Linked DNA regions of Mus musculus: regions 1, 3 and 4 are each linked to region 2. A link is a loop called in an ENCODE intact Hi-C map of the cell type or tissue named here. Cell type or tissue: gastrocnemius. All regions are shown on one strand.

Region 1 (8,000 bases), 170 kb before region 2:
GGTGTGGTCTAGATCTAAGGTGGGTTTTCTGGCCTCAAATGATCCAATCAAGAAAATCTTTCACAGGCCCGACCAGCTGCTGGGTTTTAGGTCGTTCCAGATATAGTCACGTTGACAACTAAGATTAGCCATCACAGTCCCTAACAAGATCATGCGTTTAATCAGTTGGGAAGGTTGTAGAATACTTAGGAGGTGGCATTCTGCTGGGGGAAGTGGGTCACTGGGGGTGAGGGAGCTTAGACCTTACAGCCTTAAAGGCCTCCTAGTAGAGACTTCTGTTTGCTTCCTGATGGCAGGTATACTGTGACCCACTGTCTTGTGTACTTCTGCTGACATCCCTTGTCCACCTGGCAGACTGTAAATGCTCAAACTGTGAGGCAAAATAAACTCTTCCTCCTTCAAGTTGCTACTAAGTCTCCGGTCACAGTGTAGCAGTGAGAACAGAAACTACATTGCTAATGTTTATTCATTATATTTGTCATGTCTGGTCACAGCGCAGCAGTGAGAACAGTAAGTAACTCCATTATGAAATGTACTCATATTCATTGCATGCAGTGATGAAGCCATGATGCCAAGAAGTTTCACGAGGACACCTTCAGTCCTGTATCTTTCTCCGTCTCCAGAGGGTCTCCTTCCTCTTCCCAAATAGCCCCCTTCCTACTTTCATCTCATTTACAAAGGAGTCTGCTTTCTGCATGGCTGTGAACTTTATGTCATGTCTTTGCTATTGCTCTTGGGTAATTAGGAATTGGCTATGATGTGCTTATTTGAATAAACGGAGATAAAATGCCGTCTTCTCCATCTACGTTTTGAGAGCACGTTTTAGGCATCACCCTCACACCCTTGTAACCCCTGTCCCTTTCAGTAAATGTTCCCTTTTGGCAGTGCTCAAGAGAACTGGCTCCTGCTGGAGCTGTACCTCATTATCATAGCTTGCTACATTAACATTTTATCCCGTATCTTTATTTCTACTTTATTTTGACTTAATTTTTTTTAGAGACAGGGTCTTACTATGTAGCCATTGCTGACCTGGAACTCACTATGTAGACCAGGCTGGCTTTAAACTCACAGTGATCTGCTAGCAGCTGTCTTTCAAGTGCTGGAATTAAAAATGCACACCTCTCCACTTAGCTAGCTTAATGCTTTCAAAGATTTTCTTCCTTCCTTCCTTCCTTCCTTCCTTCCTTCCTTCCTTCCTTCCTTTCTTTCTTTCTTTCTTTCTTTCTTTCTTTCTTTCTTTCTTTCTTTCTTTCATGCATATGGCTACATTGTAGCTGTACAGATGGTTGTGAGTCTTCATGTGGCTGCTGGGAATTGAATTTAGGACCTCTGCTTGCTCTGGACGGCCCTGTTCACTCTGGTCAACCCTGCATGCTCCCGCCCAAAGATTTATTATTATAAATAAGTACACTGTAGTCAACTTCAGACACACCAGAAGAGGGTGTCAGATCTCATTACAGATGGTCATGAGCCACCATGTGGAGCAGTCAGTGGTCTTACCCGCTGAGCTATCTCGCCAGCCTTAATGCTTTCAATTTCTATATCCGTGTGTTTTCTTTTGCTTTCTTCTTTAACACTACAGTTGTCTTGGTTTTGTCTTATTTTGAGGAACTAGGTCTTATGTATCTTAGACTGGTCTCAAACTCTTTATGTAGCCAAGTGAGGGAGATCTTGAACTCCTGATTCTCATGCCTCTACTTTCCACATTCTGGGATTCCATGGGTACACACACACACACACACACACACACACACACACACACACACACACACACACACACACACACACCCCCCACCACACACACACACACACACACACACACACACACACACACAACACACACACCACACACCCCCATACACACTCGCACTATACACACCACACACACACACACACACACACACACACACACACCTTGGAGTTAGAAATAGAAGGAAGTAAGATGGCTTTCCTTACATTTATTCCAGGGTTAATCTCTCCTGTAAAGACTTTAAGAATTATATCAATATATATCAATATAACAATATCTACATCTGCCTGTTTGTCGGTCTATCTATCAGGTGGGCCTGGAGCTCACTATGTAGCCCAACCTGGTGTAGTGGTGGCACAGATTTGAGGGCAGCCTATGCTACATAGTAGGACCCTATCTCCCCAACTGCTCTTTCCTCACAAAGGCTTTGAACTATTGAGGTTGCTAAAAGTTTTAAAAATGACGGTACTTTGACTTGAACCTTAATTTTAAAAATATTTTATGTGTACATGTACATGGCTGAGTGTATGTCTGTGCACCACACGAGTGCAGGAGCCTGCAGAGGTCAGAAGTACATCTGCAGTGGGATCTCTTGGATCTGGAGTTATAACAAGCTGATGTGTGTGTGCTAGGAACTGAAATGTGGGTCCTCTGCAGGAAAATTAAGTGTTCTTAACCTCTAAGCCAGCTCTCTGACCTTGGACCTTAATTCTAGCTATTCCTAACCTATTTGAACAATGAAAAGGAAAACAAATGCAATTCTACAATTTTAAAACAAGAGGAGAGAGGTAGAAAGTTTACTCTTGGTGAACAATTTTTTTTTCTGTGTATTTCATGTAAGACAACACTGCCAGTCCTAACTGTAACTAGCACATTACACTTGAGCTGTTGGGTTAGGTGATGGACTAGATGAATGTTACAAATGGAAGTAAGGAAGTTCTTCCTGCTTCATTCCAGGATTAACTTCTCATTTAAAGGTTTTAAAAATTGTATATATATATATATATATATAATATATTGTATGGTATAATGTAAAAATATATACACATATACACATACACACACATACACCATATATACATCATATACACATATATACCTCATATATAAATTATATATACACACATATACACACATATACACATACACATACATATATATGAGACAGTCTCACATTGTAGCACAGGCTGGTCTGGAACTCACTAGGTAGTTCCAGGCTGGCTCAGTGGTACCACGAGTTTGAGACGAGCCTGTGCTACAGAGCAAGGCTCCGTCTCCCCACCTGTTCCCTCTCCATAAATGCATTGCTCACCTCTGGGGCTTGTCTGCTGAGCAGGGGCCTCTCTCTGTGTGACCTCTTCTCTGTGTGGTCTCTTTAATACTGTAGCCTGACTTCTTCCTTGTCAGCTAGGAGAGTCTACGCTTGATCTTAGCCAAGAGGCCAAGCAGTTAGCTAAGGGATTTTAGAAACTGAAAACTAGCCTCCTTCTTTAGGCTTGGGCCGAGAAGAACGTAACTTTTGCAGAATTCTATTGGACAGTGTGCGTCATGAAGGCAGCCCAGATTTCCTATGAGAGAATGGATTTGAAATTTGTGGTCTAAGAACTAAACATGTTTGTTATGACTTAATCCTTCCTAGTTTGGGTAGCTATGAACATGTGTTGCTATGCAAACAGTTGTCCATAAGAGGTCAGTCACAGACCTTGAGAAAAGCTGGAGAATGGTCCTCTTGAATTAACCTGCTAAGGCTTTGCTATGCCTGGCGTGGTGCTAGAAGTGGATGCTAGGGATCCACCCCATAATCAGCTTCCAAACGCTGACACCATTGCATACACTAGCAAGATTTTGTTGAAAGGACCCAGATGTAGCTGTCTCTTGTGAGACTATGCCGGGGCCTAGCAAACACAGAAGTGGATGCTCACAGTCAGCTATTGGAGGGATCACAGGGCCCCCAATGGAGGAGCTAGAGAAAGTACCCAAGGAGCTAAAGGGATCTGCAACCCTATAGGTGGAACAACATTATGAACTAACCAGTACCCCGGAGCTCTTGACTCTAGCTGCATATGTATCAAAAGATGGCCTAGTCGGCCATCACTGGAAAGAGAGGCCCATTGGACACACAAACTGTATATGCCCCAGTACAGGGGAACGCCAGGGCCAAAAAAATGGGAATGGGTGGGTAGGGAAGTGGGCGGGAGGGTATGGGGGACTTTTGGGGTAGCATTGGAAATGTAATTGAGGAAAATATGTAATAAAAAATATTAAAAAAAAAAAAAGAAGTGGATGCTATAAGATCCAGAACAGCAGGACCTCTTGGGAAACTGTTTGCCTGGTTGGGGAAAAGTGAGCCCTGCTGGGTAGGGTAGCCATCCTGGTTTTCCTCATTTTGGGGTAAGGTAAAGGCTAGAAAGTAAGATGAAGCATCAAAAATGGGGCACTCGGCTGCGTGAGAAGGCAGCTCCCCCTATCTAGGACTGAACCCTTTGAAGAGACAATAGATCCAAAGGCTTGAAGTCAGGCACGATGCAAAGTCTGGTGGTCTCTCTGATAACTGCAGGCTGATGTTTAAGCTACCTTCACGGATATCTTCATGACATACACTGTCCAATAGAAGTCGGCAAAAGTCACGTTCTTCCAGCTCGAGGCCCAAACCTCAAGAAGGCATCAGGGTTTTAGTTTCAAAAACTCTCTCAGGTAATTGCTCAGCCTCTTGGCTACGGCCAAGTGTAGACTCTCCCAGCTAACAAGGAGGAAACCAGGCTACAGTTTTAAAGCTGGGAACCCTAGGTCTGGGTTTTCAAGGTTTGTGTGGTTAAACACCTCATGTTAGGAATCAGTCTCTCGAAAAGCTTGGTCAAACATGCTAGTGTGGCTTTAGCTCATCTTCCCTGAAGATAAGGAGAGAGGCCATGGCTGGTTGAGGTGATGCAGCACCAGGGATGACAATAGTAACCTGCAGGGTGGCACTTTGTGTCACTTCCAAGAGGCACATGAGTTGTTCTGGGTGGCTTTAAGGTGATGGCCACTCACAATAACTAAGGGTGCAGTAGTGACAGACACACCTTGGTGATCACCAACGAACGGCTCTCTAATTGGACTTAAGACTCAGTCAACAAGAAGGAAACCATTTCTGGTACTGGAAACCAGGCTAACACTCAGTGCCAGTGAAGTCATAGTTACTGGAGGAGAATCTACAACCACTAATTTACTAAATGAGCATCATCAAGTAACGACAATCTATAAACACTTGTCCTTACATCACAGATAAGTGTAGTCCTCGCCTCTCAACAAGGCAACTCTGTTGAGACATTTCCAGAGACCATTACAGAAAACCATAATTAATCAAAACACAGAGCTGTGGGGCCCAGTCCCAATGGATATATCTACAATACAGCCCTCCAACTAAGGCTCAGGGAAGCTTTCAGAGCAGAGACTGAAACGACTAACTGTAACGGCCAGGGGATCAGGAAGTTTGCTGTGAGACTTGTCTTCTAGTAATCTCAGAAGCTACTCCCAGAAAGTCTCACCACAGGACTGGGCGAATGGGAGCTGAAGAAGGACACCAAAGGACACGCCTCACTGGATGGGGAAAAGCCCACAAGGCCTTGCCCCTATAGGCAAGTGGGAAAGCTGGGATCAGGAGAGGTGGTCTCTCACAGGGAAGAGCACATACATGCACACACACAACACATGCAAACATACATATATGCGTGTGATAACAATTAGTGAAAAAAGGATCCCAGGAATTGGAGGAGAGCTGGGAAGAGCATATGGGAGCATGTGAAGGGAAGAACGAGAAGGAAGAAATGTTGCAATTATATATAATTTAAAAAAAAGAGAGAGAACACTATAGGGCTGGAGGGATGGCTCAGCGGTTAAGAGCACTGGCTGCTCTTCCAGAGGTTCTGAGTTCAAATCCCAGCAACCACATGGTGGCTCCTAACCATCTGTAATGGGATCTGATGCCCTCTTCTGGTGTGTCTGGAAAGCAGCTACAGTATATATATACACACACACACACACATATATTACATATATGTATATATGTGTGTGTGTGTTATAAATCATTTTTTAAAACACTATAAAAATACCTGTGCTGAGAAGGGAGTTTCCAGGGACAAGGCGACCAAACTGAAGACTAGCTTACATGATTTGGCGATGGGGTGGAAAAATGGAGTTAACTGAGTTTCTGGACGGAGAAGATTTTGTGCCATGCATTTAGTTTGTAGGATGTGTAAGATCCATATTACACCAAACGATGACCGCTGTATATAAATAGAGGACGTCGTAGGCACCCAGTGCCACAGACCCCATGTCTTCTTGCTGTAGGTTCTTCTTTCACTCACTCCCTCTCAGATCGTGGTCAGCTGATGAGGCAGCCTCTGAAGCCCAGCATCGATTGTACTCCTGTCTTCACACAAAGCAGTCGATTCTGTTCTTTTCCCGTGTTGGCCTGAGTCTCATAATCACAACCAGTGCAGAAAACTTCCTTAACTAGCAGGGAAATCGTGAGGATTTCACAGGAACCATTCTAGGAGGAGAGACGAAGGCGCAGGTGGGTGAGGATGGTGCCTGTGCGCCGTTGGCAACGCTTTGTGGACTTGCAGTTTCACTAGGCATGGCCTCAGCGGCAGAGGTCCAGCACCGCTCATCTGCATGGCCTCCGCCCGCACGCGGCTCTTTTCAGTGATTTGAAACATGAGTGCGATCGCCAGATCTGTGTTTATTGGGCTGACTACCGGCTTTCTCCTCTTGGCAGCAAGTGATCGGAGAGGCTTACGGATGAGGTCAAGTTTCTCTTTCTCGAATAAATATTTAAAATCCTAAGAGGTGGAGACGTTGCAGATAGGAATGATCTAATTCAACTTTCTGCATGCCCTCGCAGGTGCACAGGGTCAACACCCAGGAAGAGCAGGCTCCGTGGCTCTAGCTGCACAGTAGAAAAACAACGGTCAGTCCCTCTGCTCTGCGACAGGCACAAGGGCAGTGCCAGAGCCCAGGCAAGAGATGTCATGTGTTCATAGGGCAAAGAGGAAGTTTTCTTGAAAGGCTGTTTCCAAAGATGTGTGGGTGGGGTTGAGGGGAGCCGATGGGGGATCCTGAAACATCCCAGGGCCAGGATGTCACCCTAGTTTGAAAGGGTAAGAGGTTGGTAATGAAGTTCAGAGACAGCAGCTGAGAAGACCGATAGAGATCACAGCCTCTGGTTCTGAGCACCCCGCCCTGTGGCTCACAGCTACCTGTAACCTCAGCTCCCGTGCACCAGACACCCTTTTCTGACCTCTGAGAGCATCTGCACTCACACATTCCCATAGGCAGACATAACTATACATAATTAAAATTTTCATAAATTATTTGAAATAAAAATCTTTTTTAAAATCCTGGTCACCTTCGAATCACAAATGTTTCCTTCCTTCTCCACTTTGCTTAGCCTCCTGTCCACCCTGCCGAGGCCTTGGTTTATAAACACTGTGGTCAGGGTCCTTCGGAAGCACACTTACTGCCTTTTTGTTTTTGAGACAAGGTCTCGATATGTAGCTTTGGCTTGTCTGGAGCTCGACATGTAAACCAGACTGGCCTTGAACTCGCAGAGACCTCTCTGCCTCTGCTTACCAAGTGCTGGGATGAAAGCGCCAGAACTTTTGAATACGAAGTCAGTTTAAAACTTTTCATACAACTTCAGCCTCCAACCCGAGCCTCCTCTGCTTAGAGGCCTCTCAACCACAGATATTGTTCATCTCCTTTAATTCTGTTTTTTTTTTTTTTTACATTATTGTATTAGGTATTTATTTATTGTGTGTGTGAGTGTATATGTGTGTGAGTGTATTGTGTGAGTGTGTGTGTGAGTGTATGTGTGTGTGAGTGTATGTGTGTGAGTGTATGTAAGTGTGAGTGTAAGTATGAGTGTATGTGAATGTGTGTATGAATGTATGTGCGTGTGTGCGTGCACACATGCGTACGCACACACACATGCAGACATATGAATTTGGCTGTCACTCCTGTACCACAGTGCATAGGTGGCTGTCAGAAGCAACTCTCAGGAGTCGGTTCTGCCCTCAGACCATGTGGGTCCTGGGGACTGAACTCAGAGTTAGCACCTTCACCCCCCAAGCCACCTCACTGTCGCACGCCACAGACATTCTTTATTCAGAGGAGGACTTTGTTTAACCCCCAAGTAGGAAGTAAAATTCAAGCAATATAAAAACACCTTTTTTTTTTTTTTCCAAGTGTCACTTTCATCCTGTTACTT
Region 2 (8,000 bases):
CTTCTTTTTTTCCTTCTCTACCTTTACTGCTGTTTCCCTAGTGCTCGAAGAAAACCTTTGACTCTCTTTCTTAGTCTTCCCCCTCTCCATCCCCGCCACCGCCTTTCCCTTTCTGTCCCCTGCGCGCCCGCGCGCCGGAGCCGCCCCCGATCCTGGCAGGTGTGGCCCTGGTGTGGGGCTCAAGGTGGAGACGTAGGACCACAAGGCGTAGGCCACACCCATGGTCACCGCAGTCCTGCCAGTGAGCACAGCTGACTATCTGGCATTTCTGACATTTTGCGTAGGCGCACCTGCCTGGGGCTGGCAGCTGATTTCGTTCAACTTGAGATCACCAGGACTGTCCAGTGGAAGAGGGAAGGGCAAGGATGCTAAGGGGGTTGGATCTAGCCCAATCTTGGGGAACCTGGTGACCTTCATCAGAGAACTGGGAGAAACAGACAAGGACTGTCATGGCAAGAGGTCCTTAGGCACCCCTTGCCCCAGAAGGCACAAAGGCATTATTTGGCAGTGTTGAAGAAACTCCTAAAGAGTTTGAGCTATCTGGAGACGTCAACTCCCAATTTACTCAACCAGTCGTGCCTCTAAGTTAAGAATGCCTAGGGCACCAGAATCCCTGGAAGACTCCCCATCTTTCCCCAGTTTCAACCACCACCCCAGAACGCAACTTACACCACCCCTGTCCCAATTCCACATGAATTCCACTGGGAGCCACAAAAAGGGCTGCTATTCACAATTGTCAGCTAAGGACAAAGATTGCAGGTCCTGACAGCTAGTCAGGAAAGATACCAAAACAAAACAACTCCAGAACAAAGCAAACAAAAACAGAAAGCAAATTGAGCCCAAGTTTAGTCACCCTCCTTGACCAGTATGTAGTAACTTAAGTGAGGTGGCATCTTGAGCTCGCTGAGGAACTGACCCAGGAGGTTGCATAATTTCCCAAGGTTAGTTTTTAGGAATGGGGGAGTAAGTCATCGATAAAGACCCTGAGGTCCTGCTCAGTAAAGAGAGATTACATTAGGACATGGTTGCCTCCGGCCTGGATCTTAGCACTGGGGAGCTGAGAAAACAGAGCTTAGGCTCAGACTGAAGAAGCTACAGGGAGTTTAATGCCAGGCTAGCATGTTGAGACCCCTTTCTCCCTCCACCACAGGGAAAAATACAGTTCCTACATGAAATTGAGTTTCTTTTGTTAGATATTCCAAATATGTTAGCAAAGGAGCGACGGCGAGTCCCAGGAGGCTTGAGCGGTAGATGGGACGGGTTTTAAGGTTAGTTATCTTGAGTGGGCTTGAAAATATTAGGCTCAATACTTTACAAATGTACAATGTTGTGTGGATTTTTTCCTGATTTATTGTTTCATGTTTATGTGTTTTATATGTGCATCACACATGTGTTGCCAGAGGGGCCAAAGAGGGCGTCAGATTCCCTGGAACTGGAGTGACAGACAGGTGAACTGCCGTGTAAGCGCTGAGAACTGAACTCAGGGCCTCTGGAAGTGCAGTGAATGCTTTTAACTGCTGAGCCATCTCTCCAGCCTCTGAATTTTGACTTTTTTAAACCGAGTTCTCCCAATCCCATTAGATTTGTAGTTCTGTTAGGAGCGGCAGGAGGCAATTTTAGATAGTCACCTTAAAAGAAAGATCTTAGATGTATTAATAAGGAAGTCCTTCATAAAATGCCAATACCGAAACATTGTTAGTCACATTCACTGCTAGTTTATTTTAAAATTTATTTCAAAATGTAACACAGTGAATGGATGTTTTCCACATTGTTTATTAATGTGCATGCGCACGTGTGTACACACACACACACACTGAGCCAGTTAAAGACCTCCCCCAAATAGTTACTAGATGTTAATACAGATGAAGTTTAGATAAATAACTTATTTGAAGTGAGGTTTCTGTGGCTTAGCAATGACTGTATCAATGTCAACTAAGAGGGCTACGTGTGTATTTCACCATGATGTCTTAGACCAAAATTCTCAAAGTTTAGAATATGAAGATTCTGTTGGTCAACATAAAAAAAAGTCCTTAAGCAAAGGAGATGGAACGGAATCAATTATTCCTGTCACAGAGTATTTAGTCCTCTGGAGAGCAATGTCGACCCCTCTTAGACACTGCAGACACTGACTATGCTGAACAGAAAAGTAGCCCCTATTCTAACTCCCCAGAGCAGGAAAGCCTTGTGAACCCACTGGAGAAGTTTCAACAGAAATGCTCAAACACAGCAGCGCTTTTATTAACAAGAACAGAGTAGCCTGGTCACAGGAAATCTAGGTGAGAAATATGATGATCTCTCGGGTGACAGAAATGAATACTAAGCATGGGGAGGCACCCATGTGTGTCTCACAACTGCTGAGTGTGAAAGTGACCTGCTAGCAATGAAAGACAAGAGCAACATTTACACCACAAAATGAATGCAGACCACGTTACTTCGAAAAAGGTAATGAAGGTCATGTCCCATAACCAGAAAGGGGAGCCATCTGATTATTAATGGGGCCAAATGCTCTTGTGGCTTTCAATACCGCCTGATATTGTTTCCTCTTTAAGATAAAGAGGTCAAAGTTTATGTTCTTGATAGTGGCCATTAAGTGTTCTGACTGAGAAGCCCAAACCCATTTGCCCTCAGAACACTGGGGCAAGAGTCAACTACTTGGAACACTGATACATTTTTTGAGGTCTTCAGTGGAACTAAATCAGTATGTTAACATAATCTGAAAATGGAAACAACAAAGGTACAAAGGAGTCAGATGTGCACAAATACACACACACGAGAGAGAGTCCCAATTCCAGTATCACAGGACAATTTATGGCTAAGATTATTTTAGACGGTGAGTTTCTGGCCACTCAGTTATTAAGATCCCTTTTCATCACATGATAGCTCTAAACACATACTTGGAATGCTCAGAAGATTCTACTTTTAGCCTTGTAAGACATAATTTAAGGTGAGACTTGATAGGAACATGTATCTTCACACTAGTTGAAACAGGAGAAACCCTGTCTATTTAAATCCCGGGAAACCTTAGATAATGTGTCGTATGCTGCCATCTTCAGGCCTCTCTCTGTAAAGCTATTTGGTATAAGCAGGCCAATTCGATGAGGCAGTCTGAGGAGGATGTCTTCGCATCTGAAGTGTAAGAAATCATTTCAGGACTATGGGGATGGAGGAGGGAGCTCTGTGCTTCCTGCTGTGTTACCTTTATTATGTTCCTAATGTCACTGACACTGGATTAAGAACAGCCTGCAACAAGTACACTGTCATCACCAGCCACTTTTCCCTCCTTTCTTCTTCTTCTGTTGCTGTTTCTTTTTGGTTGCTGGGGCGCCTGCAGGTTTCTGGTGTCTTGGGGGTACAATGTTACTTGCAGAGGACGATATTGTTGCCGCACTGCCGGGTCTCGGGGAGGTGGGTGGGCTGCTCACGGCTTTACTGGCATCCCTGAAATCATCAAACCAGAAAGGTTTTAGTCATTTAGAAATGTAATACAGGAGAAGGTGTAAGCACGTATGTGCGTGGATTTAACTTTCCATACCTAATAATTTCCCACGTGTTTTAAGGATGAATGTACCATCTCTCTATCCACGACTCTCTTGAAATTTTAAACCATTTTATACCTAAAGAAAGTGTAATATAAGCTACATGCCAAATGTAAGTTTAGAAAATCAGCTTTAAGTGACTTATAATTCTATGTAGAAATAGTTCACATTTATTTAAATTAAATTCGCATTTAAATGAGTCATTATCTTTAGTTTCTAAAGTAACTGTAATTACTTGTTAGGCTGTTTGGTGGTTTGTAGTGGTTAAACCCGGGCAAGAGCTCCCTCACTCCCTCATCCCCACACTTCCTACAATACCTTTTAACACTATAATCACATAGTTAAAGTGCTTGCTATAAAATCAGTATATTTTCTTCCTTTCACATACTGCATCCTTATCAAGGGCGGAGGTCTGTGTTTCTCACACAGCATATGAGGGAAGTCTTAAGACTTGAACCAGCCTCCAGGATGAACTGCATTCGGAGACTCCTGTTTTGCAGCCACAACTTACAGTTCAGAGGAGGCTCCTGCAGTCGCTCCCTGTGTTCCTTTTCCAATCTGGTCCTTCTTTTTACCCTTCTTTCTTCCTCGGTAATAAGAGCGCTCTCGCATTGGTAGCCATCTTTCTGGATCTGGGGTAACTTTTGGGTCATAATTCTTAGGCAGTTTTCCTAGAAATAATTGATAAATGAGAAATACATCTAGAACAGCTTCAAAATTGTCTAAATGGTGTGTTCATGGCTTGGAATAAATAACACAACTGGAATTAGAGGTGTGGTCTTGTTAGGGAAGTGTGTCACTGGGGAGGTGGAGCTTTGAGGTCTTATAAATATGCTGCCGCCTGGCCAGAGCCAGAGCCTCTTGCTTCTTGCTGGCTGCCTGTAGAAGACAGTCTTCTCCTTGTGGCCTTCAGATCAAGATGGACAACTCTTGGCTCCTCTTAGCACCAGGTCTGCCTGCATGATGCCACATTTCCCACCATAATGACAATGAACTAATCCTCTGAAACTGTAAGGTAGCCCCAGTTAAATGTTTGCCTTTATACAGTTGCCTTGGTCATGGTGTCTTTTCACACTAACGGAAACCCTGACAGACAGCAGCACTCTGAATTTAGATAAACTCTTAAGGGAACACTAATGTAAGAAAATGTTAGTTCCAGTCAAGATAAAAGTCAGTGTTTGAAAATACCATGAGAGAATAATAGCGTCTTTAGGTCCAGAGAGTTCTATTAGGAATACACTATTTTTATTGTTGAAAAAAGAATCTAAAGTCAGGTATGGTGATGCACACTTGTGGTTTGAGCACTTGGGAGGCTGATGCAGGAGGATTGCCTTGAGCTTGAGGCCAGCCTGGGCTATCTCAACACAGAAATCTAACATGCATTTTTTTTCTTCAAAGTCTTACCTTTCTTTTTCTTCTTCTTCTTTTTCAAATCTCCCTGTCTAAAAAGAAACTGGGAATCATTATTATTATTGAGATAATACACATTAAGTATAATATAAAACTTTTTACAATATAAATATGACCTATTCTTTGAAAAGAGCTATCATACCTAAGTTACCAAAGTATCCTCTACTGCAGTTATTTATACAAACAGAAGCCTACCATGTTTTAGTGAGTAACTGTTTGGCAAGAATTTGAAAATCAAGAAGCTCTTTGCTACAGAACATACACAGGTAATCTTTTAGGAGGACACAGAGATCAAGTTACATTGGTCATGGCCCTAGAAGGGAGGCGGAGGGATGGCAGAAGGGACACTCCTTACTTACTTTGCACTTCTTTGTAAAGACAAGGTCTCACTGTGCTGACCTGGAACTCACTGTGTGACCAGGCTGGCCTTGACTCACAAAGTTACCCTGCCTCTGCTTTCCAACTGCTGGGATTATAGGCAAACCTAACCTGTTTTTGTTTGCCCTTAAAAACATGTCTCACGTAGCCAAGGCTGGCCTCTAATTGATCCTCCTGCCTCTGAAGCATCGTGTCTTTCTCTCTCAACCAGACTGAGCATTCGTCTAACCATTCCACCTGCTATGATCCCAGCAAATCTCACATGAAACCTCCACTCCAACTGCTGTTGAAATCTATTTTTTTTAACTAGGTATAGCGACATTCATTTTTCATCCTAGCACTCAAAAGTGTGTGTGTGTGTTTACAGACTTTGAATTAGCAAAACATTACCCTTGTTCCTTTGGTTGGTTATCTCCAGTAACTTTTCCACCCTTCTTCCGAATGTAGGTAGCACCAGGAGAATTTTCAAGCGCCTCAACATCTACTTTTAGAGACATGCTATCCGATGAGGGCAGGTGTTTGCTAAGACTGGAGTAAGACAGGTGTTCAGGAACACAACATACGTTTGTATCTATCAACACATCTTTGCTAACAGAAAAATACTCTTTCCTGGATGGCCTTTATCAACAGCAAAAATACTCTTAAATCTCCTATAAAATAACAAGTCACATCAAATACACAGTATATATTCTGAAGGGGAAACTAATCAGCTCTCTCTTACCTCAGTGATCCAGTTCCAGGTACTTCCTAACTATCAGTGCGCACGCACAGCCTGGCTCAGTCAGAGGCTTTGACCAGTAGTTTCTTAGCAGCCTATAGACAACTCAATTCAGGGAACATGGCCTGATTTGTGTAGCACTCTGAACCCAAATTCATCAACTAGGATATTTAATTTCTTCTTCAAGTCCACGTTAGTACTGAACTCACTATACAGCCAAGGATGACCTAATTCTCCTGCTCCTGCCTTCCAAGTGCTAGGATGGCAGGAACATGCTACTATGTCCTGCCTGTTAAATCTTATCAGCAGTGTTTGCAACGGACAGGTATGTGACCCCTCCCCCACTTCATTACTGATACATAATTGAATATTTTGCTTTCACTAAGTGGAAGCAAGTCTATGAGTTGAAATTTTTTTCTTTCTTTTTCTTTTTTTTTTTTTGGTTTTTCGAGACAGGGTTTCTCTGTGTAGCCTTGGCTGTCCTGGAACTCACTCTGTAGACCAGACTGGCCTCGAACTCAGAAATCCACCTGCCTCTGCCTCCCGAGTGCTGGGATTAAAGGCATGCACCACCACGCCCGGCGAGTTGAAATTTCTAACAGAAAAATGTCTGCATGAAATCCAAGTACTAGCAGAGCTCTGGGCTTCCTCTCTAGCTAGACTACAGAGGATACGCCTTTGCTTTCTCTGGATCCACAAGCGAGTAAGCAGAAATAAGTTGGGCTAGGGTGTGAATATCTTTTGAATTCTGTCTGAAAGAAGAAATAAAAAAGTTAATAAACAGTTTATAAAATCACCACTAACATAAACAAGGGGATCCCCCATCACCCCCACAACAGCATTTCCCAGAGCTTACTTCCACAGCTGTTCTAGGTCACTGACTGCCTCCTTCTTCCGGCCATATTTGAGCTTGAAGTTTGCAGCTTCTCTTATCAAGGACAAATGAGCAGGGGATTTGGGCTACAGGTTCAACAAAACAAAATAAAATAGCAAAGTTTTAAGCTAAATGTCTAGCCTGTGAGTGAAGTCCTACTTACTATAAGCCCTTTAGAATGGGCCTGCTTACTAAATTCTCCATCTTCGTGTATGAAAGACCAAGTCATCAGTTTATGGAAAGAGCTTCTAAAAATACAAATGAGCTCTTTTGTTTCATCTTGCAGCTCTACCTTATGTATAACAATTGTATTTGAACCTGGCATACTTTTATAGAAATTAATTTCAGAGTCTAGGTAGCCTTCCAATTTTTAAATAGTGACTCACTATTTTAGTTCTCTGAAGTTTTTGGTTCAGTAGAACCCTTTATTACTGATGGAAAATATGCCCTTGTAACACTTTGCTCCACTCCTTTACCTGGTGGCTTTGGTACCACTGGATAGCCTGTGTGAAGACTTCGATGGCACTATCAATATCTTCCTCGTGGCTGTACATGGTCACCAATGCAGATACCTATGCAACAAAGGTCATGCGAACAAAGTCAACGAACAAGATTCTTCCTTCACTCTCAAAACATAGCTTTTTTTTCTTTTTTTTTTTTTTTAAACCACACTTTTTTTTTAAAAAAATTATTTTATTTAGAGTATACTGTAGCTGCTGTCTTCAGTCACACCAGGAGAGGGCATCGGATCCCATTACAGATGGTTGTGAGCCACCATGTGGTTGCTGAGAACTGAACTCAGGGCCTCTGGAAGAGCAGTCAATGCTCTTCCATCTCTCCAGCACCCTCAAAACATAAATTTTAAAAATTAAAAATAATAATGAATACAGATGAATGGGATCTCTGCCAGTCCTTAATTCCCCATAAACTTTATTCCTTTTAGAGAACTAAATTCCTAGAAGTACTTTTCCAAATAAGAATGCATTTATCTATAATACAGACCTTCTTCTAAAGCTGTGTCAGTTTGATAAGAGCAGACCATGAGGAATGAGCATTTGATACATTTATGCAAACTACTCCAAAC
Region 3 (8,000 bases), 65 kb before region 2:
CTATTGATGCTGGTTAGCTGGAGCTAAGAAATTAGCAGTGATTAAGAAGAGACCAGCATCATTGAGATGAAATCTTCTGGGAAGTGTTTTCTGAGAGCACAGACACTGTGTTCCAGAGATAGCAATGTCTGTACCTCCTGCTGTGGCTGGACTTGGTGATGTGTAAGAGACACCCAGGTGGTACTGGTTTTGAAGGCGTGAAGGGGTCATGAAGAGCAGCTGAGGCTGCAGAAGGCCATTAGTGAAGGTGCAGCCTCAGTTGTAATTGATAGCTAAGGACTGAAGGGGTCATGCAAAGGAGTTGAGGCTTGGCACCATGAAGAGAGCCTATGAGAGGCTATTGGTGAAGCCTAGTTGCAGTGGAAGACAGCAGTGTTTTGGAGATGCCAGTACAATGAGGTAACTACCAAGAACATTAGCAGCAATGGAGTATAGGCAGTTGGAACCTAGAAGACAAGGTGTATGCTACAAAAGGAAGACCTGGAGAAGTGACCCAAGCCTTTGGAGACACCTAGACGATTGTGAGTGGATCCCAGACATTGGACAGTTGGAGTTTGATTTTGCTTTTAATTGTGACTGTGCCCTGATATTTTTCCCTCCTGAAGAAAGTGTTTTAGTGGAGCCCGCAGTTAAGAGACTTTTAATTGTTAAAAAAAAAAAAGACTTTGAATTTTAAAAGAGATTGCATATTTTAAAGGGATTGAAATTTTAAGAATTTGCATAGACAGTTGGACTTTTAACATTATTTAGATCTTGGAGAAAAATAAGAAAGCAAGGGTTGAGGCTTACTAGTGATGTGTTTGTGTGTCAAGTTGACAAGGGGTCAATTGTACTGGCTGGTTTTGTGTCAATTTGAAACAGCTGGAGTTATCACAGAGAAAGCAGCTTCAGTTGGGGAAATGCCTCTACAAGATCCAGCTGTAAGACATTTTCTCAATTAGTGATCAAGCGGGGAGGTCCCCTTGTGGGTGGTGCCATCTCTGGGCCAACATCCATTATCTCCTGTGTGGGATGCATGTCGGTCCGGAGCTCCGACATTAAACTGCCTCATGTGATTAAAGCAAGATAGATTCTCGTATTTCTTTGGGTGCTCTCTCACTCCCGAGACTAAAGTGGGGGTCCCCGAAAGGGGGTTTTACACCATCAAGATACTAACTTTCTCCTCTTTCTTCTTTGTGCACAACTACTTAACAAACCTTGACTAACAACAACCAACAAACAACCAATAACCCTCACTGCCTCTTGGGACCCTAGCATACACCCTCTGAAATGTCCCCAGAATTCCCAAGGTCATACAATCGAAGAAACTATCTATCACTGGTAAATCATGCCCCTGCTAGAACATGAAACAAATCACAGTCAGGTGCTATGGGCAATCTGAAGCAGTCTCGTATCCCACACCTGGGATTCAAAGGAAGACATATTCTTATATATCTGTGTTTCTTAAAGAAACCAAAATTGTCACTACACAGGCAGGATGATCTAAAGTAGTTTGTGTCTTTTTGGCGTATCAAAAGATTAATTGTAGCCTAGTGCTATGCCACATGCCCGCCATTCTTATAACTTTGTCTTGTCATGGAGGCATTGGGCCATCTCACATCATCACAAGAAGGATGACTGACTAGACACAAAGATATTGGGGGCACACTAGCAGTTTGCATTGTAATGTTCTGAGGTAATGATAGCTATTGTGAATATGAGGTCAGCTTTATCTACATAGCCAGTTCCAGGACAACCTGTTTAATAATAATAATAATAATAATAATAATCACCATCATCATAAGTTAAACTATCTCATATTTACTCATGCATAGGAAAAATATAAATGGTTTGGTACTCTCCATAGTTTCAAATATCCACAGATCCTGGGAATGTATCACCCAAGGACAACAGGAGTTACTTTTGTAACCAACTGGTTGAGCTGAAATTAAGAAGCAATGCAAGAAAGCTTGTGCTCTCTCTGACTACAGTCCAGGCATGCCTTAAAAGGACAAAAGATATGCTCTGTCTCGTGTTCTAATTAACTTAACTCAGTAGCCTTCCATTGCCTTTAGGATGGAGACTAAAATAGTGAACCCGACCTCTGGTGCTCCAAGTACCTGGCTCCCACCCCACCCCACCCCACCCCAGCTTCCTCGGCATCTTACAGACCTTTCTTTTAGAACCACATGGACCTGTTTCAGCCTATGGGGTGCTCTCCTGTCTGCTATGAAGGATTTACTAGAAGGCTATGGGGAATCAGAGGAATAGCTGAGGGACAGGAGGCTAAGAGACACTCCAACGTGAGAGGTGGGAGCGCATGAGAGCACCTAGAAAGGGAGATGTCAGCTTCTACCCCTACAGCCCTCTACTCAAGACCCAAAGTTTCAGACAATGGCCACTAGGCCCAGATGGCTTGGTCACACATCCATTCTTTCACTGAGCTACCTTGAAGAAAAGCCACTTTTTTTTTTTTTTTTCAAACAGTCTCTTGAATAACCCTGGTAAACTGGAACTTGATATTTATACCAGGTTAGTCTCAGACTCAGAGAGATCTTTCTACTTCTATCTCCCAAGTGCTGGAATTAAAGGCATGGGTCACCACACATTCGCCCCCCCCACCAAAAAAAAAAAAAAAAAAAAAAACCTTTGTTGTGTTTTTCTTTTAAAGATTTAACTTTTGTTTCAAACGTGTGGCTGCTTTGCCTGTAACATACGGAACCATACCATGTGCATGCGTTCCTGAGGTGGCCAGAAGAGGGGCTCAGACGTCGTCGAACTGGAAGTACAGGCTGTTATGAGCTGCCCTATAAATGCTGCTGGCACCGAACCTGGGTCCTCGGCCAGCACAGCCGGTGCTCTTAACCATGGGGCATCGCTCAGCCCCCTTATTTATCTGTTCACTTTATAGGGAATGGGATTTGCGCTCAGGGCCTCGAGCATGTCCTAACCCCAAGCTATGTGTCATCCCCCCACCCCCACTGTGTAAAGCTTAAGGGACTTGAAGGTAACTCCTGGAAAGGAGATGGGAGATGCTCTCCAAAGGGAAGAAAATCATCAAAAAAATAACCAGAAACTCAACACACGTGTCTCTGAAACACACATGTCCACTCTATGGGATGCCTTGCTGTCTACTCTGCAGTCACTTGGTCCTACTCAGGGTTTGGGTTCCAGTCCAGCTGTCTCTCTTCATTAAAGAAAACCTCCCCCACTTTCCTAAGAGATGAGAGCTCTCTGCTCTGTAATCTTACAACATTACAGCATTACTATAATGGTATTATAATAGCATTATTACCACGGCTGTGTTACACTTACTTGTAACAGGATGTAATGGAGATGACCAGCCTGTAAGAGCAGAGCTGGCATCTGATTGGCTCACTGTGCTGTACCGCCCACTCCTTGTACAGCGCCTCAAAAAGCAGTCAACAAACATTTGCTTGACTGAAACACAAGGCTGCACTTTCCTCATTGGCATTAATGACACCATTTCTCCCTCCCAGCAAACACAGTACATCTTAATACAAATTCACTCTTTATTATATGTAATTTTTCATTTAATCTTTACAGCACTGTGGAAAGACCTACTTTATATATAAAGAATCTGAGACATAGGAAATGGAGAAATTGGTTTAAGCTCAAATGCCCAGTAAATGGCCCAGGAGGCGTACAAACCCAGGTCCCTCTAACAGCAAACACAGAGTGAAAAATTATTGTTCTAATACTGCCTCTCAACACCCTTCCATATACAGGAGCTCCTTTACTGTAAAATACGATTCTGAGTAAATTCATCTTCATGCAAATCTAGGCAGGTCCCATAAAAATTAAAAAAGTTAAATAGTAATACATGGAGAAAACTAAATTTAAAAACTCTAAGCAGATACAATTTGATAGTTTTTTATGCTTGCTATTAAAACAATGCACACACATACATATACACACAGAAACACACACATACATATACACATGCACCCACAAACACACATACATACACACACGAACATATACACACAAGCACACACATACACACACATGCACATATACATACACAAACACACATATATATACACATACACATACAAGCACACACACATACATACATATACACACATGCACATATACACACATACACACACATATACACACAAGCACACACACACACACACCCTCTAAGACAGAGTCTTTTTATAGAGTAGGTCCTTTACTTCTGTCTCCCAAATTCTGGGAACACAGACAAGTACCGCATCACTAGTCTTTTCTTTTTAAACTTATTTATCTTTTTGGGACAGCATGTGACTGTTTGTTGTCCTCTGCTCTTGAACTCTTGGGCTCTGGCGATCCTCTCTCCCCTGCCTCCCCGAGTAGCTGGGATTGTAGATGCATGCCACATCACCAGTTGCCATGTAGATACCTCTTTCCTCTCCTTCGTGGTGAGTGGCTGTGAGCATGGAGCGAGGCAGGAGAGACCGATAAGTAAGCTGTTCCCTAACAAGGACTATGAAATGCTTTCATCCTATCCTTCGCGTCGCATTTTTGTAGGTGGCCAAGGGAGACGGACAAGGCCACTCTAAGAAGGACTCGATGGTCAGGACTTTGTAGAGAAGGGCTGGAGACAGAATTCAGGAGGTAGCTGAGAGCAAAGCATGAGAGAGAATGTGAGCAGTGCAGTGCAGCGAGGTGCCGCAAGGGGGCCACCGAGATCCCAGTCTGAGGAGGGATAATGAGGCAGGCACTGCTTTCTTTTTTATTGCTGGGTAAGGTCCCCAAACTTGGTAAAGACAAGATCACACACGGTGCCATCTGACGCTCACAGCGGTGTTTTCTGGAAGTCTCATGTCTGGGAGGTGATCAGTAAGATGTAAATACCAAGGCTGGGAACAAAGTTATCTGCCGCACGGTCTAGATACCTAACTTGTGTCTACCTGGGGTGGCTTGCCGTAGTTAACGCACAATGGGTTCCGCCAGCTCCTTGACCCTGTCGGAACAGTGTGCTTTTAAAGCAGAAGGCTTGACTTTAAAGACGTTTGGGTCGTAGTATACAAGGTTCGCTGGACCCCTGGAATAGGAGAAAAAGAAACCGACCCTATGTGAGGAGAACAGTAAAAGGAACTGACATTTCCCAAGCACACCCTCGCCCCCATGCTAATATTATTGTCCCATTGGGATTTCAAGGCCTCCATTATACAGGTAAGAAAACGCTATAAGCGTGATCTAGGGTCTGCAGGTTGTCATGTTCCAAAGGATTTGCTCTTTTCAAAAAAAAAAAAAAGTTATGGTTTTGTTTTTTTACTTTAAATCAACTTTCCCCTTTTCTCCAGACCCCTAACCCTTCCTGTCCCACTTTAACCTTATATTGCAATACCTTGTGTGTGGATTAGCTAACTCCTGGACTCTCTCAGACACCTGAGAATGAGTCGCAGCGTAAGATACAGGCCACCGAGCATCTCGGATAGGGAGATAGTCTTCATGAACACGCTTGGACTTTGCTAGAAATATCGTTCTTTTACTAGGATTAGCAAGTAGGGCAGCAGGGGCTACCTGGAGAAGAAAACAAAAAACAAAAAAGACACAAATGCCTTTCCAGAATTCCCTGCGTGCCCTGTCTTCCTCTCACTTCTCTCCTGCAACACTGCAGTCGTGCTCCCTGCTAACCCCCCTCGCCTCTGCTCTTAGGTGGAGCAGTCCAGCCGTGCTCAGATGGCTGCAGGAGACCCGGCAGCAACTTGCCTCCCCCATCCCCATTCCATCAGCACAGCCCCCCACTAGGCAAGTACTTTCTAAAGCTAGGTTGGAGCACACCACGCTCAGGTGCTAGCCCCCTCCGAGGAGCCCTCGTTTTGCTGACATTGGAGCAGGTTCCTTCCCGTATCTGCAGAACCCCCATGAAATCTGAACCCCACGTCTCTGACCTCATCTTTTCCCCCTCTCCATCAGGACACTGTGACCCGTAGCAGCCACACAGGGCCTCTGTTCTAGCTCTTTCTGCCTCAGGACCTCTTCATTTGCTACTTCTGTGTGAGACATCTTTCCTCATTCTTGGCTGAGACACATTTCCCTTGTTTCTAGATTCAGACCTCAGACCCTCACGGAGTGAGGGATTCCTGGCCTGCAGAAACAGATCATGCGTTCTAATGGGCCATCTCTATTGTACTTATTTAATCTCCCTTCCTGTTTGTCTGTCAGAGACCATCTTACAAGCCTGCATGCTAAACAACTGAGCTTTGCCTCAAACCTGAGGTCCTCCTGCCTCAGGATCCTGAGCACAGAGATAATACATTTTTTTTTCCACCGTGCTTGGATCACTCAATCTTCCTCATGATATGTATCTACAGCACAAATTTATTTGTCTATCATCCACTTTTTCCATTACACTATGAACTGCTCAGAGGCGACTGTTTGCCCTATGACCCAATAGGTGCCAAATGAATACATGTTGCCTGACTATTCGCCTCTTGTCTGACTTTGAAAGGCACGTCTTCCATATTGTTTCTTTATTGATAAAAATGAGAAGGCTGTTGCATGGCAACCAGCCAGGCCTCCCTGTCAAGAGCAAAGACTCACACCCAGCTCACTAACTTCAAAGCCCACATTCTTTGCCCTCCACTCCTCTGCCTTCCTCCTTATCACGTTGGTAGTCCTCCCTTCCCATCATAGAACGCGTTCAACATTATCTTTTCTGATGACTTTGGCCTAGGCCTTGTGGAGGCAAAACAGCATCTTAGGAGCAATCAGAGAACAAGCCAATGAGGGAAGGTGGGGGTGGCTTACGGGACGGATGGGCAATTCACTCCTTTCTCTTTCATAGCATAGGCCCTCTATCTTAATCCTTGGGTGGGCAAGGTCTACAATCCTTGGAGTTGCAACAGCACTCAGGGTAGAGAAGGAAATCTTGGTTTCCAACTAGGAAAGAAAGAGAAAAATGGTACGTAAGTGCGTGTCCAGCTCAGCTTTATAAAATATGGTCTGAGCTCTTGACTGAGCTCCAATAGCTCGACAGAAAGGGTGGGAATCCTTCTGGACAGGATCAAATTCCATCTTACTCAAACTGGACTGTACGGGTTCCACGCCAGCTATACACAGATTTAATTTTTACATGGCAGGCATGGGAGAAACAGCCATCGAACCAGCCAGCGAGGTGACATATTAACTCAGAAATCCGTGGTAATGCTGATCCTTGGTGGGATGGGTCAGGAGGTAAAGTGCCTGTCATACAAAGCTGATGACCTGTGTTCAATCCCCAGGACCCACATAAAGACAGAAGGAGAGACCGTCTCCATAGGGCTGTCTTCTCACCTCCAAAACTGCACCGCAGCATGGTTGCATGTGCGCATGCGTGCACCCGCACATCGGTAAATAGTTGTGGTGAAATGTTTAAAAATAAAACACGAGGTTGGCCAAGAGAAGGTGTGGCTGTATTTATTGTATGTGTGCACCCAAGCGAGAAGACTCTGTCCTAATTTTTTAACCCTTTGAGGAAAGGGGCTTTCTGATTCACGGATCGCCACGGTGAAGGACATTTGCCTGCGCAGCTCTCTTCTAATTGGAACAAGTAAGAAAAGCAGCAAAAGGCAAGAAGAAAGCAGAAGCACGTGTCTCTGCTAGGCAGCCAGGTCAGAGTTTAGCAGGCTTGGGGTGGGGGGTGGGGGGGGCATGACCCTTCCCTCATATTCAATAGACTAAAGCAAAGGACTGAAACAGCTCTCATTTAGGGATCGAAGGAATTGGACCGGAATCCTATTTCTGTCCCCCAAGAGACATAATGCTCAGACGAACACAAATGAATAACTCTCCAAACCTGAATCTGGGAGCTGTGAACCTCACAGGATTAATACCTAGCAAGAGTCTCTCTGATGGAGAGTGAAGACAGCCTATTATTGCTGCCTTTCAGGAGAGTTAAGTGACGCTGGCTTGTTTGGATTCTTAAGTCAGGGCAGCGTCTCTCGGAAAAAGCTGCTCATTCTAAAGACCACAGAAAATAGAATAAAGCCCGTGTGAAGTGTAAAAGACACCGGTCTCTTTGGCCA
Region 4 (8,000 bases), 220 kb before region 2:
TTCTAATTTTTATAGATTTTTTTTTTTAATATATAGGACTGACTGGGTGACAAAGGGAATCTTTCCCCAGCAGTAATCCCCTCACCTACCCAGCCTGGGCAGTTTTGTTTTGTTTTGTTTTGTTTTGTTTTGTTTTGTTTTACTTTCAGAGGCTGGGAGCTTTTGAGGTCTCCTGGTTGAAAAGAGGACATAAGCCATGAAAGAAGGAGGTTTAAAATTGCTTATATAATACCCAGATGACATTAACCTATATGGTTGTTTCCTCCAGGGTGAGCCCATTAGATGTATATCTCTTTAAGATTGCCTGTGTATAAATTTTTAATTATCACCTCTGTGTGATTACGTTTAAGCCAACTTTTGTTACAGATTTTTAAATCATATCCAACAAACTTACAAATCTTGAGGTACAGAAAGTTCACACAACAGTTTTTATGACTCTTGAAATAAGGTTTTTATCTTAGGAAAAGTTTTAGGCAGTTAGAGGAAACAAAAAGTCCAAATTTCTTTGGCCATTCTGGTTTTTCCTCCCCTGTCACAAAATTAAGTGGCTATCCTGACATACTACAGAAAAATTTTTTGGAACAAACTTTTAAACAGACATGCCTGAACCTGGTGGTTGGGTAGGGTGGGGAGCCATGCCCAACTTCAGAATCAGATTTTCAATAAAGCAGAGTAGAATAAAATAATATTTCAATATTATCTATACCCCAAAGTGAATTTAGTGACAGGGGACGGGACCAGTACAATGAGAAATGGCAGTAGCAGAGGTAGTCAGAGCTTTAGCAAGAGTCCTAACTATAGACAGAGGACATTGCTGGAGGGTGCATAAAGAAGTACCAGTGAGGACTATGTGTACTGTTGTAGCTGTGCCTGCTCCCACATTCTTTTCCTTCCTTGCTAGGTCCAGCTCCCATGTCTGCCTGTAACTGGGAAAGATGAAGGGATGGAGATAGCAAAAATGAACTGAATAGACACAGAACTTACCCTCTAAACACAGGGCACAGGTTGTACAATGGACAGAAACAGCAAGAAACAATAAACAGAACCGGGCCGTGCTGGTGCATGCCTTTAATCCCAGCACTCGGGAGGCAGAGGCAGGCGGATTTCTGAGTTCGAGGCCAGCCTGGTCTACAAAGTGAGTTCCAGGACAGCCAGAGCTATACAGAGAAACACTGTCTCGAAAAACAAAAAACAAAAAACAAAAACAACAACAACAACAAAAGCCATGGCCAATTGCTGGGCGGAAGGTATAGGCAGGACTTCCAGGTCCCTAGAGGCAGGCAGGGAGTTGTGAGGAAGGAGAACGGAGTTCACCATGCTTTGGAGAGCGAAGAACCAGGCAACCGTGTGAGGTCTCGGGAGGAGCTGGGACCTTGTGGTCACTACTACAGTTGGGTGGCCAGGGAGTTTAGCAACTGAAGTTTAGGGCAGGAGGGAGAGATGGAGATAAGAAACTGGTAAGAGCATGCTTTTCTAGGCAGGAGATAATAACACCTAGCAATTGTGCCAAGAAGGCAAGTTGAAAAGAAACAGTAGCGCGTGCATGTACGTGTGCGCATGTGTGTGTGTGTGTGTGTGTGTGTGTGTGTGTGCGTGTGTGTTTTATCCATGGATTCATGGAAGCCGGGTGGGGGCTGGTAGCACAGTCACTTCCTGGAGCAAAGGTGGGTAGAGCAAAAACCACATGCAACACAGGGTGCCAATATTCATATGAACAATGTGTCCTCTTGATAGTGCCCTGGACAAGGAGTTCATATGTTGTGTGAGATACCTCATTGTCTCTAGATGGTCTAGAAAGAATTGTGACTTATAAAAGTCAACTGTCATAGAAAGAACCCCAGCTGACAGAATCAGGACCAGATGTCATCGAAATAACTGTAACTTACCCAAGGAGTACTCCCAGACAGGTGCTTGCTGGTTTCTCTTGATGTGGCTGTTAGCTGTGGCAGTCTGCCAAACTGAAGGTGAATCCCTGGTCCTTAGAATGTCCCCAAAGTGTGCTCTCTCTGGGGAGTGGTTGACTCAGAGCAAAGGGTCTAGCTTCTAAATTTGAGTTGGAGTCCTTCAGTTGTGCCATGGGATGTTTTTCTGGAATCTCTTATGGGAGGATGTTTTGCTAAGAACAGACACATAATGTTTTTCTGGAGTCAGCCTGGAAAGAGGGAACATGATGTGTTGCTAGAACAGACGCTTGAGAGAACACGTGATGTTTGGAAAGGATATAAATGTGGTCCAATGGCCAGTGGATGATTCTGGATGGTATTGGTACACCTTGCCATTCTTTGCTGGTCATTGCTGGGCATTGCTGCTGCTGGCCTTTGCTGATGATGCTGGGAGGTATTGATACGCCTTACCATTCTTTGTTGTTTATTGTTTGCTGTGACTTCATAGAGAGAAATGCACCAAAAAACTACTGGTGGTGTTCCTGTGACTTCTTGCCACTTCCGAGGAGTCAGCTGATTGTCAGAGCCTTGCGATTTCTTCTGGATCGACCCACCATTGCTGATTTATGGATGGTGTTTGTGAGTTCTGCCATTGCTGATTCGTGAATGGTGTTTGTGAGTTCTGCCATTGCTGATTCCTAGATGGTGTTTGTGAGTGGACAGAGCTGCTGCTGCTGATTTGTGTGAATTGAACTGCCGATATCCTGACAGCACAGACTGAATTTGCTTCAAAGAAATATTCCAGATCCACATCCTCTTGTGCTCTGTTAACCTTTTCTTTCCACTACCTCTTCTGGGTGGTGGGCTAGAAGGGGCATCAAAGCATCTAAGAACCATTAATAAAAGTAGGTTTTGGGCTGGAGAGATGGCTCAGTGGTTAAGATCACTGACTGTTCTTCTGAAGGTCCTGAGTTCAAATCCCAGCAACCACATGGTGACTCACGACCATCCATAATGAGATCTGATGGCCTCTTCTGGGGTGTCTGAAGACAGCTACTGTGTACTGACATATAATCAATCAATCAATCAATCAATCAATCAATCAATCAATCTTTGGGCTAGAGCAAGCGGGGCCAGAGTGAAGTGCAGTGGGAGTGAGCAGGGAGTGAGAGAGGAGAAAAAAAGTGTCTCAAGACAGCTACAGTATATTTACATATAATAAATAAATCTTTTTTTTTTAATGTAGGTTTTGAAAAATCTCAGCCTACAGGCGTTCAAATGTTAATCCTAAAGACTTGAGTTAAAAGACCACTAGCAGAAAGTATGGCTAAATCAAAGCAGGCTTTACTGTGCCCACCAGAGATCTGGAAGAGGCTTTCTCTCCTCATAGGAAGAAGTTCAAGAGACCAGCCTTGAGCCAATTTCTCATACCTTCTTAATATGGCAAAATGACAAGGTAGGGGTCTTTTCAGGTACAAGTGGATCAGCTAGGAAAGCCCCTCCTTGTACAATGAGTACAGACCATTCCCAAGGAATTGGTTTACAACTGAGCTTTGGGTCAGTCTCCAGAAAACCGAAACTTAACATAACTGCAGACTTAAAATGGCTTCTGATATAGACTCGCCACATCTGCCTGTGTGCCACCATGCTTCCTACCATGACAGTGATGGACTAAACTGTGAACTGTCAGCCAATCCCACTTCTACGTCTTCTTCCATAAGAGTTGCTGTGGTCATGGTGTCTCTTCACAGCAATAAAACCCTAACTAAGACAGCCAGTGAGCAAGAGCAGGCTAGCCCCTCAGAAAGACTCTTGTAGTGAAGCTGAGAGGTAAAGTGTGTTTTAAATACAAACGTCACACAGATCACAATAGCATCAGTCTTAGAGGAGAGGCAAAGCAACCTTGCAACCTCTGTTTCCACAGAACACAGCAGTTATTTAAGAGACACCATGGCAGCTAATTTTTATTTATATCTTTACCAGTTTCCGTTTGTTTAGTCTGTACAAAGATTAATTATGTTGGTTAATACCTCTGAATCACGGACAAATGTGTATCATCCCAAATGTGCTGCTAAGGGTGTTAAGGGTGGGGTGGGGGCTGAGAAGTATTTAAGCAGACACAAGATGGTGTTACTTTACTCCAGTGACCATTCATGATGAAATAGTTATAGGCCCAGTCTTGGAAATCTCATTTGCCATTTCTCTCTCTGATGGGTTGGTCCTGGAACCCCAAGTTCAGTGAAGGAATGAAGAAAGGACCATTGCAGAAACACATACAGAAAAGCTGGATAGAGATGGGTGTGTACATTCTCAAGGAGTGGCACCCTCTACTACCACCCTGCAAACCTCAACTTGATCATTACGTTCAGCACAGGAGAGGATTGGTTAGTCTCCACAGGAGGTCTCTGAAGGCCAGCAGCCTCAGGCTGCAAACATCGGGGAGGAGGAGGAAGCTGCAGTCACTAGGCTTTGTATATACTGATCAGTCATCCTTAAACACTGATGCTGGACTGGAGGAAATGAGACATTGCCTGGCCCATATGGGGGATGGCTTTGGTCTTTGTCATGGCTGTAACCATGGCAGCAACACACATTCACTCACGGTTTCACTCTTTCAGGGTTTCCACTGCATCCTACTCTTGCAGAGCTAACCACAGCTACTGTGAGTGTGTTAGCACAAAGAGCATGCCAAGTCCACAAGGTAATATTTTCCAGCCTTCCTCTCCAACTTCCCTCCCAGGTCTGTCTGTCTCTCTCTCTCTGTCTCCCTCCCTCCCTCCCTCCCTCCCTTCCTCCCTCCTTCCTTCTTTCCTAAGATTTACATTTTACTCTGTTTTTTTTGGGGGGGGGCGGGGCGGGGGGTTCGAGACAGGGTTTCTCTGTGTAGCCCTGGCTGTCCTGGAACTCACTTTGTAGACCAGGCTGGCCTTGAACTCAGAAATCCACCCGCCTCTGCCTTCCGCGTGCTGGGATTAAAGGTGTGCGCCGGCCTTGTTTTTAACTTTCATTTCATGTATACCTGTGTTTTTCCAAAGTATTTTTGCCTATATTGCTTATGTGTGCTTCATGTCCAGAGTGGCCACTAGAGGGCACCAGATCCCTTGGAAATGTAGTTATAGAACGTTTAGAAAGTTGTGAGCCACCATAGAGGTTCTTAGGAACTGAACTCAGGTCTTCTGGAAAAGCAGCCGGTGCTTTTAAGTGCTGAGCCATCTCTCTCCAGTTCCAGGTCTTATATCTTTCTGCCGACTGTTATGTGATATTCCCTAAGCCTTCGGTGGGGCTGGGTAGGCAATTTAGAGGTCTTGATTCAGGCTAAGATCTTTAGTCATGTGTCTCAGCACTTTGAGGAGTTATGAATCTTATATTACTGCTGCTCCTTGACAACAACAACAAAAACAACAACAATAATAATAATAATAATAGGACAAAAACTTCTCCGATGAAAGTGGAGAGCAACAATAATCTAACAGTGATAAGCACAGAGACGTAGAAGATAATTTGTTCAGCACAGCATGTCCATTTAACACATGTCTATTTAACACAACAGTAGCAGTGGGCTCCCTGCTAGGGCAGAGGGATTCCTCCCCCACCCCCCCCACCCCCATGACTTTTTGCCTAGGTATACAGTTGCAGGAGAGAATTCCTTTTTGTGTATCTGGACTCAAATCCAATCAGAAAGTGGTTGGCTATTCCTGTAAAAGTCACGACACCGTGGCACATTTAGTGGGTACAGATGACTGGCAGCGTCCACTCCTGGGATTGTTGTGTATTTTAATAGTCATTTCAGGACAAAGTTAGATACACAAAGCAGCTGACTTTTTAACCCATGGAATCTAAATTCATTTATTTTGACCTTGAAAGTTATGTAAATGCCTTTCTGAAAATATCATTTACTAAGAATTCAGAATTAAAGATAGTAACACAGTTATAGACAGCACTACAGCTTTAAGGCTATAAAGGCAAGCTGGCAATGATGGGTCAAGAAGAGGGAAGGAGGCCTACAGAGTTTCCCTTAACTGAAGCCATTAACTTCACATGAGCGAGTAAAGAACAGCAGACGCCTTTAGCAAGTACATGGTCAAGATGATAATAATACTCTTGTCCTTAAAACAAGAAAGAAAACATCTTTAGAAAGCCATTAAGCAGGGACAGTAGGACCAGATCACAGGGAGGCCGTTACTAATGGATTTCAAGTCTAGAATGTGCTGCCTGTGATCCTCTGGAAGAGCCTCAAGCACTCCTGAGGGCTCCTACACTCCCTCTGCCCACTTCCATGCAATGTCCTCAGAGTCTAGGAGGGAGAGATGTCGTTGGTCCTGATGAGGGCTGAGTACTCAGCCGCTGCTTTCTCAGGTCTGTGTTTCTGGCTGTTTTCTTGGAGGCAAGATAGACTTTTTTGTTTTGGTTTGGTTTGGTTTTGGTTTTTCGAGACAGGGTTTCTCTGGTTTCTCTGTGTAGCCCTGGCTGTCCTGGAACTCACTTTGTAGACCAGGCTGGCCTCAAACTCAGAAATCCGCCTGCCTCTGCCTCCCGAGTGCTGGGATTAAAGGAGTGTGCCACCATGCCCAGCTGCAAGATAGAGTTTTAAGAGACTGTACATGATGGTGACATCCCAGGCAGGGCACAGTGTCCACACGATGCAGGAATGACAGACAGTGCCTTACTTTATTTTCTGATGATTTGATTTTTCTCTTTCTTTCTTTCTTTCTTTCTTTCTTTCTTTCTTTCTTTCTTTTTTCTTTTTGGCAGGGTCTCACCATAAGGCCCTGCTGGTCTCGAGCTTACAGAGATTTGCCTGCCTCTCCCTCCTGAAGTGATGGGATTAAAGGTGTGTTTTTACCATATTCCATGATAAAATATTCTGGAAATATATATTTCATTATAAAGAGTTGCAAATAAAAGAAAGAAAGACAGACAGACAGACAGACAGACAGACAGAAAGAAAGAAAGAAAGAAAGAAAGAAAGAAAGAAAGAAAGAAAGAGGTATCGTTCTGTAGACCAGGCTAGCCTGGTATTTACTACGCTCTCCAGGCTGGCCTCAATTCTCTTTCCTCAGTTTTCCAAGTGTTGGGATTATAGGCATGAGCCACCACACTCTGTTCCAACCTAAGAATTTGAAAGAGATCCCAAGTCCTGGGCTATAGAACAAGATCTTGGCATAAGCACGAGAATTTGAGAGGGCATATGACATAGGGTGTGCTGGATAGTTTTATATCAACTTGATACAAGCTAGAGTCATCTGAAAGGAAGGAGCCTCAGTTGAGAAAATGCCTCCATAAGATCCAGCTGTAGGACATTCTCTTAATGAGTGATTGAAGCAGGATGGCCCAGCCCATTGTGTGTGGTGGTGGTCCTGGGTTGGCAGTCCTAGGCTCTGTAAGAAATCCGGCTGAGCAAGCCATGGGGAGCAAGCCAGTGAGCAGCTCTCCTCTATGGCCTCTGCATCAGCTCCTGCCTCCAGGTTCCTGCCCTGTGAGTTCCTGTCCTGCCTTCCTTCAAAGATGAACAGTGATATGAAAGTGTGAGCCAACGAAACACTCCCCCCGCCCCAACTTGGTTTTTAGTCATGGTGTTTCATCACAGCAATAGAAACCCTAAGACAGGTTGGTACCAGAGTAGTGGGGTATGGGTGTGACAGATCTGACCATGTTTTTTGGAGGATCGTAGAAGGACTTTGAACCTTTGGCCTAGAAAGCCACTGGGTGTTGAGAGCTCAGTGGCTGTCCTGTATGAACGTAGAAGATAAGAATGTTGAGAGCTGTGTAGATGGAGACCTGGCTTGTGAGATTTCGGAAGGAAACAAAGACTTTACTGGGCCCTTTGTGAGAAGAATGGGTGGTGTCTGGTCAGCTGATTATGAAGAACTGGCTGTGATTAACAAGAGGACCAGAGGCACTAAAGCAAAACCTCTGTCTTACGGGGACGATTGGTGCTGCTTAGCTAGAACTGGGGGAATTGGTGGTGGTTAAGTAGAGACCAGCACTGTTAGGGTGACATCTTCTGGACAGTGTTTCCAGTGAGCCAGCACACAGTAGGTGTGCTTAATACATGGCCAAGGCTGTATCTTGTGCTGGCTGCTGAGTTTGGTAACATATGAGTTACCCAAACGGTAC

The links. A loop is a pair of places that touch in the nucleus more often than their neighbours do. Peaks named below come from ENCODE experiments on the same cell type or tissue, not always from the same donor. Only the 100,000 strongest peaks of a DNase experiment are listed, where the experiment ranks them.
Region 1: a loop joins it to region 2, with 2.8 times the contacts of the local background. A loop is called at or near these places in 12 of 42 quality-filtered maps.
Region 3: a loop joins it to region 2, with 6 times the contacts of the local background. A loop is called at or near these places in 8 of 42 quality-filtered maps.
Region 4: a loop joins it to region 2, with 4 times the contacts of the local background. A loop is called at or near these places in 20 of 42 quality-filtered maps.

What each region holds. Positions count from the first base shown.
Region 1 is chr5:77,166,249-77,174,248 of GRCm38, reverse strand. No RefSeq gene overlaps it. Among named protein-coding and RNA genes, the nearest start is that of Gm34598, 11 kb to the right of the region's middle. In gastrocnemius, a CTCF peak has its summit at 3,419; a DNase peak (open chromatin) is centred at 3,482; H3K4me3 peaks cover 653 bases; H3K27ac peaks cover 557 bases.
Region 2 is chr5:76,993,630-77,001,629 of GRCm38, reverse strand. It overlaps Srp72 (signal recognition particle 72), which reads right to left. Exons shown (of 19, transcript NM_025691.1): 13 at 7,393-7,488; 14 at 6,899-7,002; 15 at 6,717-6,794; 16 at 5,715-5,852; 17 at 4,941-4,978; 18 at 4,048-4,207; 19 at 1,695-3,438. The coding sequence ends at 3,261. Among named protein-coding and RNA genes, the nearest start is that of Arl9, 6.4 kb to the left of the region's middle. In gastrocnemius, a CTCF peak has its summit at 3,038 (motif pointing left); a DNase peak (open chromatin) is centred at 210; H3K27ac peaks cover 473 bases.
Region 3 is chr5:77,058,230-77,066,229 of GRCm38, reverse strand. Thegl (theg spermatid protein like) reads right to left here. Exons shown (of 9, transcript NM_027970.1): 7 at 6,745-6,876; 8 at 5,339-5,514; 9 at 4,708-5,032. The coding sequence ends at 4,918. Among named protein-coding and RNA genes, the nearest start is that of Gm51293, 22 kb to the left of the region's middle. In gastrocnemius, a CTCF peak has its summit at 4,656; a DNase peak (open chromatin) is centred at 4,656; H3K4me3 peaks cover 387 bases.
Region 4 is chr5:77,214,413-77,222,412 of GRCm38, reverse strand. It overlaps a transcript of Spink2 not described here. Among named protein-coding and RNA genes, the nearest start is that of Spink2, 6.9 kb to the right of the region's middle. In gastrocnemius, a CTCF peak has its summit at 4,968 (motif pointing right); a DNase peak (open chromatin) is centred at 4,969.